Linked DNA regions of Homo sapiens: region 1 is linked to region 2. Evidence: read pairs that join two places in POLR2A ChIA-PET (ENCODE). Cell type or tissue: HepG2. All regions are shown on one strand. Links, peaks and the distances in the headings refer to the core of each region. The heading gives the core; the rest is flanking DNA. Region 1 overlaps FNIP1 (folliculin interacting protein 1). Region 2 overlaps RAPGEF6 (Rap guanine nucleotide exchange factor 6).

Region 1 (5,385 bases), core at 118-5,117, 160 kb before region 2:
TTTTAAATGCCAAGATTTTAGATACTTATTTTATTGAAAGTTAAATTATGATAATAACCTTAATTATTAGAATGACTTCTTGAAAATGTTTTAAGCAAGTATTAATTATTGTTTTAAAATATGTAATTCATAAATACTGTACAGTATGTTAGTCCTTGGTTTATGTTTATTTTATGATTCTCTTTCTGCCATTTGTTGCTCTTCTTTCTTGGTATGTTTACATGGGAACCTTCACTGCAGATTTTTGGAAAGCAGTGTGCTTTTCTGTTTGTATCCCATATATATATTTATAAGTAAAATGTAAATTAAAAGCTTGACATTGTATTAGTGTATTGATCATAATCCAGTTATTTTTATAGTTAACGGTATTCTCTAATTTTACTGACATGGACCTGAATTTATTTAGAATTATTTTTGATGCTTTGTGAACACCTTAAATGTGTGTCCCCACTTAGTCATTTGAGTTAAATAATTTGAATTAGTAATGGCCTTATACTAATTTAGGTACATTGTTTTTATTTTATTTTATTTTATTATTAGTTTTTGAGACGAAGTCTTGCTCTCTCGCCCACGCTGGAGTGCAGTGGCACAATTTTGGCTCACTGCAACCTCAGCCTCCCGGGTTCAAGCAATTCTCCTGCCTCAGGCTCCCGAGTAGCTGGGATTACATTACCCCTGGCTAATTTTTGTATCTGTAGTAGAGATGGGGCTTCACCATGGTGGCCAGGCTGGTCTTGAACTCCTGACCTCAGGTGGTCCAACCGCATCAGCCTCCCAAAGTGCTGGGATTACAGGCATGAGCCACCATGCTGGCCTGTTTTTTTATTTTAAATAAGTCACATTATACAAGTTCCCCCCTTTTTAAAAAAAAAAAAAAACTGTGTATGACCCAGTTAAACAACTTGGATACTGGGTCTCTATTGTTTTAGCTCATTTAACATTCTTCCAGTGTTTTGCTGTAGTTTTTAAGTTCACAGGTATATAGAGTTAATGTCAGAAAGTTAAACCACATAGGCCAGGTACATTTCAATTAGGTATACGTATTGCTGAAAAATACTAAGTAAATATGATAGCATATTATGATACATGATAGCTCTTATGGTGTAGAAATCTACTATTTGCCAATGTGCCATTTTTACCAAGAATTCATGTTAATGAATTTTTTGTGCATATAATTTTATGCATGTTAAATTGTACAATAAATATAAATGAATTTTGGAACTTTAATGCTGGTAATAGTTTATATTTTTGTTATGGTATTTTTTTCACATCTAATTTGATTAAATGATGATAGTAATACTATGGCCAAGCAGCTGACTATCCCTGTCATTGAAATGTAAATTACAGTCACTAGAATTACATTAATACCCTGAGTATAGTTGAATTTATTGTGACAAAATAAGTCTAAAGATTAGTGTTCTTACAACATTTAGTATATTAAGATGTAGTTAGAGAAAAATAATTGGATATAAACAGCCTATATAAATATTAATCAAGATTTTGTGATACAAATAAGTCCTAAATTGATAACTAAAGTCTTTGGAACTGAGATTAGCAAATCAGTCATGGAATTATTTTCCTGTCAGATTAGAGAATTATAATTCCTTAGATAGAAAAATGATTACTATATATACAGGCTTCCAGCATTAAAATGGTACTCCTTGAAATAGGCATTTACTCACTTGTTTAGCAAAGTGGTTGAAGTTTTATTACATTCATTATCTCTTACAGCTTCTTCCTATGGTATTTAGGTTAATTTGTGATTAACCAGTTGTCAATCTGGAAGGAATTTCCACAGCTTACAAGATCAAATTGAATTATATAGAAACTGGTACAAAATGATGTCTTGTCACTGATGGTCCTACCTGCTTAAGAACATTTCTTTTCTTTTTTTTTTTTTTTTTTTTTTTTTTTTTGAGACAGAATCTCACTCTGTCACCAGGCTAGAGTGCAGTGGTGCAATCTTGGCTTACTGCAGCCTCCGCCTCCCAGGTTCAAGCGATTCTCCCGCCTCAGCCTCCCGAGTAGCTGGGACTACAGGTGCACACCATGCCCAGCTAATTTTTGTATTTTTAGTAGAGACAGGGTTTCACCATGTTGGCCAGGATGGTCTTGATCTCTTGACCTCGTGATCTGCCCACCTCGGCCTCCCAAAGTGCTGGGATTACAGGCGTGAGCCACCACGCCTGGCCAAGAAAATTTCTTTTAAGCCTGATAGTAGGAGATACTTTCAAGTGGAGTGCAGTAGAGTTGCAGTGATATAAGCCGTAGTGGTTAATGTTAGGTCTCAGCCTGACTGGATTATGGAATACCTGGAAATTGGAAGAGCATTGTTTCTGAGTGTGTCTGTGAAGAGTGTTTCCCGAGGAGATTTGGTGTGGGAGTCTGTGGACGGAGTGCAGATCAGCCCTCAACATAGATAGGCACCATCCAGTTGGCTGGGGGCCTAGACAGAACAAAAAAAAGGCAGAGGAAATGGGATTTCCTCTGTCTTTCTTCTGGAGCTGGAACATTGTCCTGCCTTTGGACATTAGAACTCCAGGCTGTCTGGCCTTTGAACTCAAAGACCTATACCAGTGGCTCACCAGGTTCTTAGGCCTTTGGCCTCAGACTGAGAATTACACCATTGGTTTCCTTGGTTCTGAGGTATTTGGATTTGGACTGAGCCATGCTGCTTGCATCTCGGGTCTCCACCTTGCAGATGGCCTGTCATGGGACTTCTCAGCCTCTGTAATCTCATGAGCCAATTTTCCTAATAAATCCCCTCTCATATATCTGTATATATATTCTGTTGTTTCCACCTCTCTAGAGAACCCTGACCAGTACAGAAACCTTCTAGACTATGACATTTGGGCTTGACTGCTTCCTGGCTAAATAACTTAGAAGGAGATTTAACCAGCATTCAACTGAATTGTAGATTGGGACCGGGGAAATTTAAACATTTGGATTGGAGAAGTCTCTGCTTGTTAAAGATAAGTAGGGGCAGGGCTTTAAAAACTACAGGCCAGCTGCAGTGGCTGATGCCTGTAATCTCAGCACTTTGGGAAGCCAAGGCAGGAGGATTGATTGAGACCAGGAGTTTGAGACCAGCCTGGGCCACATAGCAAGACCCTTTCTGTAGTCCTCACTACTTGGAGGCTGAGGCAGAAGGATCACTTGTGCCCAGGAGTTCAAGGTTACACTATTCCAGCCTGAGTGACAGAGTGAGACCGTGTCTCAAAAGAAAAAAAAAAAAGAAAAAGCAGTAACACTATAGAATAGAGGAAAGGGAATATTAATCTGCAGACTTAGAAAAAGATTAGGTTTCTGAAATTTACTAGTTGGAATCAAAATTTGTAATCAGATAATTTGGCATCCTCAATAGTATGCAAGAAAGAATGTTTTCTGAAACAGCAGAGCATGAGAAGAAGATACTTGGCAAAGAAGATGTAAGATTACAATGAAAAGGGAGATGGAGAACATAAAGATTGCACAGAAATGAAAATTTATGTGACAAAATTAGGTTTTATAGGGCTGTTAATAAAAAGTAGAGTTGATAAGTGGGGTATTTAGTAAGTGTCATGAAGGTCAAGGATGAAATTCTGCTGAAATACAGAGGAAAAAGAAAAGGTGAAGAAAGTATCACCTGTTATGTGCTTTAGAGTTATGTACTGTAAAGATAAACCATTGGAACAGAAGCCAATATCAGATACTTAAAGTGAAGACATCAGAATAGAAGAAAGGATATTTACACGCAGATTAAAAGGGTTTAATATTCTTTAAAATGTGAATTAAAATAGTTTTGATTTCTTTTTAAGGAAAGCATGCTTACATTTGCCTTTTATTGCTGGATTTCTCAACTCATCCTAGTAGGTACTAATGGAGAAAGAAACATGTTCTAACATATCCTCAGGGTTTGCCTAAAGAGGTGATTTTCCATCAAACACTTACATTCACTGAAAGAAAACAGTTTATGATGCATCTGAAAGAAAGCATGCTTACATTTGCCTTTTATAGCTGAATCTATAAACCCATGTAATATGAATCAATAGAAAAGGAAACATGTCTTAGAAAGGTGTTTCTCCCTCAAACACTTCCATTAACTGAAAGAAAAGTTTTCATGATGCTTTTTTTTTTCCCCCGCAGACAAGGTCTCCCTCTGTCATCCAGGCTGGAGTGCAGTAACATTGTCACAGCTCACTGCAATCTGGACCTCCTGGGCTCAAGTGATCATCTTACCTCAGCCTCCCAAGTAGCTGGGACTACAGGCGTGCACCAGCATACTTGGCTAATTTTTCATTTTTTGTAGAGGCAGGGGCTCACTATGTTGCCCAGGCTGGTCTTGAACTCCTGGCCTTAAGCAGTCCTCCTGTCTCAACCTCCCAAATTGCTGGAATTACAGGTGTGAGCCACCACACCCAGCCGTATGATGCATCTTAAAGAAAGCATGCTTCTACTTACCTTTAAGGAAGTTTTAATTTCACCAAGTATAGTGTCATAGAGCAGTATAACAGCCATTTTCATGCCTGAAAATGGCAAAATTTTGATATCTGAGTGAGGAGTTATTGTATCTAGTCCTCGATTCTACAAAAATATTGAGTACTATCTATAAACAGTAAATAATTGATGCATGTGTAGTTCTGGTTCTCAAATGCGTATAGATGTTCTTTTCAGTAGTGCTATACTAAATTCATAGTATCTTTCAGTCGTATTTTGTTAGTTACTGTGTACTTAATTTTTAAAAAACATTAAATAGGTATGACCAGGTATGGAGGCCTGACACCCCTAATCCAGCTCTTTGGGAGGCTGAGATGGACAGACTGTTTGAGCCCATGAGTTTGAGATGAGCCTGGGCAACATGGCGAAACCTCATCTGTACTAAAGAAACAAAAATTAGCCAGGTGTGGTGGTGGACACCTGTGGTCCCATCTACTGGGAGGCTGAGGTGAGAGTCACTTGAGCCCAGGAGGTCGAGGTTGCAGTGAGCCATGAACATGTCACTGTACTCCAGCCTGGGTGACAAAGTGGGACCCTGTCTCAAAAAAAAAAAAAAAAAAGGTGTTTTAGGCCATTCTTGTATTGCTATAAAGAAATACCTGAGATTTGATGATTTATAAAGAAAAGAGGTTTAATTGGCTCATGGTTCTGTAGGCTGTGCAAGAAGCATAATGCTGGCATCTGCTTGGCTTGTGGAGAGGCCTCAGGAAACTTGCAGTCATGGCAGAAGATGAATGAGGAGCAGGCACTTCACATGGCTAGAGCAGGAGCAAAAAAAAGGCAAGGGGGCGTACCACACGCTTTTAAACAACCAGATCTCAAGAGAGCTCTCTCACGCAAGGACAGCATCAAAGGGATGGTGCTAAACCATTCATGAGAAACTCATCCCCATCATCCAGTCACCTCCCT
Region 2 (5,385 bases), core at 134-5,133:
TTCTTTCTCATATATTCATGGCATTGTTAATGATGTGCCGAAGATGTCCTGTAACTTGAGAAAGGAGAAAATTATATGATATAAGTTTAGTTGAGAGTCTTAGAAAATTCTGGTTCCCTGTAACACTAGCCTACCCACATGGAGTAAGTCAAGTTATGGGAGTTCTGTTTGCCATAACCTAACTTTTGTGTATTACAATTTTCAGAACTTGTTTGCCACCAGAACAAGTTGTCTTGTCAAAAATTACAAGCACATTTCCACAGGATAGACATTTTGTGAGTGCCTGCCTGCCTACACCTAACTCAGTGGTTGGGGCCCAGGCAGCCGTGTTTGTAGTACAGACATTCCTTGACTTACAATGGGGTTATATCATAATACAACCATGGTAAGTTGAAAATCTTGTAAGTCAGAAATGCATTTAATATACCTTACCTACCAAAAATCATAGCTTAGCCTACCTTAAACATGCTCAGAACACTTACATTAGCCTACAGTTGGGCAAAATCATCTAACGCAAAGCCTATTTTATAATAAAGTGTTGTGTATCTGGTATGATTTATTGAATACTGTACAGAAAACGGTGAAAAACAGAATGATTGAATGGATATTCAAATTATCGTTTCCCAGGCTGTCATCACCAAAAAAAAAAAAAAAAAAAAAAAAATTAGCTGAGCATGGTGGTGCACGCCTGTAGTCCCAGCCACTTGGAAGGCCAACGTGGGAGGATTGCTTCAGTCCTGGAGATCGAGGCATCAGTGAGCTATGATTGCCGTCACTGCACTCAGCCTGGGTGACAGAGTGAGACCCCGTCTCTAAAAGCAAAACAAGACAGAAACATAATTCAGTGTCCACTGAATGCATATCGCTTTTGCATCATTGTAAAGTCAGGAAATCTTGTCGAACCATTGTAAGATGGGGACTGTCTCTATATGGCCACACTTACTCCGGCTATTGTTACATAATAAGGCATGAAAAAATGGGGGAAAGTGTATAATTTGGGAAGAAAGAAATAATACTGTATTCATAGGCAGGGCCATTGTATATGCAGAGAATCAAAAATAATCTACAAACTCTGAAAATTAAGTGAATTTATTAACAAGATGGTTGGACTCAAGTTTATTATATAGAATCAATTGATTTATGTAAACCAGCAATAAACCAAAAAGCCTCTAGTTTAAAAAATGACTCTTTTTGAGACAAGAATCTCACTCTGTCACGCAGATTGGAGTGCAGTGGCATGATCCCGGCTCACTGCAACCTCTACCTCCCAGGTTCAAGTGATTTTTGTGCCTGAGCCTCCTGAGTAGCTGGGATTGTAGGCATGCACCACCACACATAGCTAATTTTTGTATTTTTAGTAGAGACGGGGTTTCACCATATTAGCCAGGCTGGTCTCGAACTCCTGACCTGAGTTGATCTCCACTCACTTTGGCCTCCCAAAGTATTGGGATTACAGGTGTGAGCCACCACACCCAGCCAAACATGACATTATTTAAAAATACTAGAAAACTAAATATTTAAGAATAAATCCAACAAAAAGTATAGAAAATTTATTTACTGAATACTACAAAGTGTTCGTGTTAGTCTGGGTTCTGTTAGAAGCAGTTGTCACAACAATATTAGACATGCAAGGAATTTATTAGGGAAAATGCCTCTGAGCAAAAATGGAGAGAGTTGGTAGAGCATTCACACCAGAATGCTCATGTGACATTTGTGAAGGAGAGACGAAAGGAAGTTTGAGTGGAAGAGCCTTAGACTGCACTGTAACAGTGGTTTAGCAAGGTGGAAGGAGAATCCTTGAACCCATCAGAGTATTCCTGAGTCTCCCAGAACAGGCATTCCTTAGTATTTTTACCAGGCTCAGTTATTGATTGGGAGTATCGCATGGGAAGCTGGGCCCCAGTTCAAACATGTTGATAAATTACAGAGCCCCGTAATAGGGATTTTGTTCAAATACACTCCCTGTAGTTTGGAATCTGAGAGGCATATTTTCAAGGCCACCTGAGCTTACACTTTGCACCACACAAATCTACTTCTTCACATAGGTTTGAAGTTCAGGGAGCAGCTCCTCCATGGCTCTCAATGAGCTTCTTTTCCTGAGAAGAAACTTAGACAAGAGATGGTGGTGGGAAGAATTATAGCCCCTGTATGGTTGATCTCGGGGTTGCAACTGGTACTTATCCTCTCTCCTCCACTATGCATTTTGTTTTCTCCTCACATAATCAGCTCTGCAGGTCTCAGTGGCTTATATGTTGGTATGACTCAAGCCTTCTTTCCTGAAATGTCTGAACCCTTGGTAATCATTCTTCTCAGGCTAATGCTGGGATATATATCCGTTTACAGTTACAGTGAGGTAAAGGAATAACCAAGCGAGTCATGTGGATTCCACACATTCCTCTCTGTTCACATTACATAAAAGCAGCCCTGCGTCCACCTACTGCTCAGGATCAGTTATCCCTGCCAAAATGGCAACTCTTCTTACCTGCTGATTCTTGGGCCCTGGTGTTTAAAGTGCCCTGGTGGCAGCTGTAAACTTGTTCACTGAGACTCTTGTACTGTTGCCTGGCAAGAGTATAGGCCTTTGGAACCAGGACCTGCAAACATGCAGAGTCCATAGCTGTAGGAATGGGAAGTACAAAATCCCTTTGTGGCTCATTGGGAATAATGATAAATGGGTGACTCTTGCTTCTACTCATTTGTTTCTAGGCCCATCTGTTCTTCCTGCTGTATACACTGCTCCATATAGAGGTCTGTGGTTTGATGTATCTTCATATTAAAAGGTGTCATTCCATTATTTCACATTATTGCCTTTAAGCTGAAAGTTCAGCTATGCCTTTATAAGGTTATTACAGCGTTCTGTGAGGCCAGTTGCTTCTGGATTGTGTGGTATGTGATATGACTAGTGGTCCCAAGGTTGTGATCATACTCCTGTGTTTGCTTTGAATTGGGTCCACTGGTTGGACTCTGGTATGTGGGATTCTAGTCCTGTGGTTCAGGCATTCTGGAAGCCCCTGGATTATGATCCTGGCTGAACCTCTGAGGTAAGTAAGATAAACCCAAACCCAGAATATAGATATCTATCACTGTGAAATGAACTACTGGCCGTTCTGGGATGAGAGACACCATATATAGTCTACTTGTTATCAAATGACTGGTTGCTCTTCTTGAATAATAGGATCATATCAGGAACTCATACGGTTGGTCTCTGTTGCTGACAGGTTGGACATTCAGAAGTAGCAGTAGCTAGACAGACCTTGATAAGTGGAAGTTTATATTGTTGGACACATGTGTAGCCTCTATCTAGTGTCATTGTGGTCAGTCTAATCATCTATTAATTGTGCCAGTTCTGGGATATCCTTTTTTATCTTCATGGTTGTTCAGTGCCTCTTCCATGTTTAATGCCTTTTGGTGGGCATTAGTGTGGAATACAGAAAACTTTATACACTTTGTGCCCATTCCCATGTCTCCATCCTGTGTCTTTACCCTATCCCTCCTTGTCCCTGATCTTTTTGTCTTTTTCCTTCTAGACCCCTGACCAGACATCCATGCACTGGAATTTACATATATTTTCACCTTGGGCCACTGTCTTGTCTGTTTTGTGTTGCTATAACAGAATACTTGAGGCTGGGTCATTTATAAAGAAAGAGCTTTATTTGGCTCACAATTCTGGTGACTGGAAGATTCTAGATTGGCCACCTGCATCCAATGAGGGCCTCAGACTGCTTCTACTCATGGCAAAAAGTGAAAGGGGAGCAAGTGTGTGCAAGATCACATGGCAGGCTGGGCGCAGTGGCTCACGCCTGTAATCTCAGCACTTTGGGAAGCCAAGGCAGAATTGCTTGAGCCCAGGAGTTCGAGACCAGCCTGGGCAGCAAAGCAAGACCTTGTCTCTACAGAAAATAAAATAAATAAATAAATAAAACTAAATGGGCATGGTGTTGTGTGCATGTGCCTGTAGTCCCAGCTACTCAGGAATCTGAGGTGGGACGATTGCTTGAGCCCAGGAGGTTGGGGCTGCAGTGAGCCATGCTGATGCTGCGAAAAAAAAAAGAGATCACGTGGTAAGGGAGGAAGCAAGAGAGAGAAACCAAGGAAGCCAGACTTTTTTTAACAACCCTCTCTCGGGGGAACCAATTGGTTTCTGTGAGAGTGAGAACTCACTTACCCCCTCAGACAAGCATTGATCTATTTACAAGGGATCCACCCGCATGACCCAAACAGCTCTTGCTAGGTCCTACCTGCTAACACTGCTACATTGGGGATCAAATTTTAGCATGAGTTTTGGCAGGGACAAACCATATCCAAACCATAGCAGCTGCTATCCTTTGGCATGACCCATATCTACTGCTCACAACTCTACCCATTGAGGAGATTTTTCCTTTTCTCTTTCTTTTAAGGCTGTTCCTGAATGTGACTTCAACATAGCCTGTCAAAAAAAGAGTTAATAGAACAGATCTGAGACTGCTGTCCTTAGGAAGACCTATTTGTAAAGTAGTCTTTTTTGGCGGCTGGCATCTGGGAACTTGGATTTCAGGAATGTTCCCAGCATTTCATAACTGATAAGATTTAAAATATAGACATTCTTATCCAGGGTTAACAGACTTTTTCTATAAAGGGCCAAATAGTGAATGTTTTAGGTTTTGTGGCCCAGATGATTTTTCTTACAACTACTTAACTCTGCTTTTATAGCATGAAAAGAGCCATAGCCAATAGGTAAATGAATGGGCATGGCTATGTTTAGCAGTATCTCTTCTACCTACATGATGCCAGTAGCACCACTCCCTCAAAATTGTGACAGCCTAAAATAACTCCAGACGTTGCTAAATATCACCAAGATGGGAAGAATCAGTCTTAGTTCAGGACTACTACAATGATTTTTTCAGGTGGATCTTTACTTCACTTTAGATATTTCCGGATGTCCTATCTTATGAAAAACGTTTTATATATTTGTCTTTTTTGTTGTTGTTTTTAGTTGTTTTAGGTGAAGAGTAAGTCTAGTTTCTTTTATTTTATCTTGACCTAAAGCCAAAGTCACTTCGACATTGCAGGAGGTGTCCTGACGTGCCCCCAACCACTGTATCCCGAAAAACTTCACTGAAATGGCATATCTTTTGAGTCTTCATAGTGTTTATCTCCCATTTTCTGGAGCCGCATGTGTGTTACCAAGGACTCTAAGGGTACCAGTCACCTCTAGCCTATTCTTTTATTCATTCTGTCCAATCAGCATGATGTAATATATGTAAATAGATCAGGAGGTTTAGATGTCTGTCCCCCACCCAACCCCCACTGACTGTGTTATGACAGAGAGCGGAAGAGTTAAGAGTCCTAAGATAAAACTGTAAGTTAATATTGCCTTGCATGGATGCAGATTTTTTTCTGATCTTC

The links. Peaks named below come from ENCODE experiments on the same cell type or tissue, not always from the same donor. Only the 100,000 strongest peaks of a DNase experiment are listed, where the experiment ranks them.
Region 1: POLR2A ChIA-PET joins it to region 2 with 5 read pairs; 4 of 35 experiments call an interaction of 5 or more read pairs at or near these places.

What each region holds. Positions count from the first base shown.
Region 1 is chr5:131,763,959-131,769,343 of GRCh38, reverse strand. All of the region lies in intron 1 of FNIP1 (folliculin interacting protein 1), which reads left to right. Among named protein-coding and RNA genes, the nearest start is that of FNIP1, 30 kb to the left of the region's middle. In HepG2, for the core only: no CTCF peak of the experiment used is centred there; no DNase peak of the experiment used is centred there.
Region 2 is chr5:131,607,481-131,612,865 of GRCh38, reverse strand. The region is part of intron 1 of RAPGEF6 (Rap guanine nucleotide exchange factor 6); the gene reads left to right. Among named protein-coding and RNA genes, the nearest start is that of RAPGEF6, 25 kb to the left of the region's middle. In HepG2, for the core only: no CTCF peak of the experiment used is centred there; DNase peaks (open chromatin) are centred at 1,935, 2,365 and 2,945; H3K4me3 peaks cover 1,266 bases.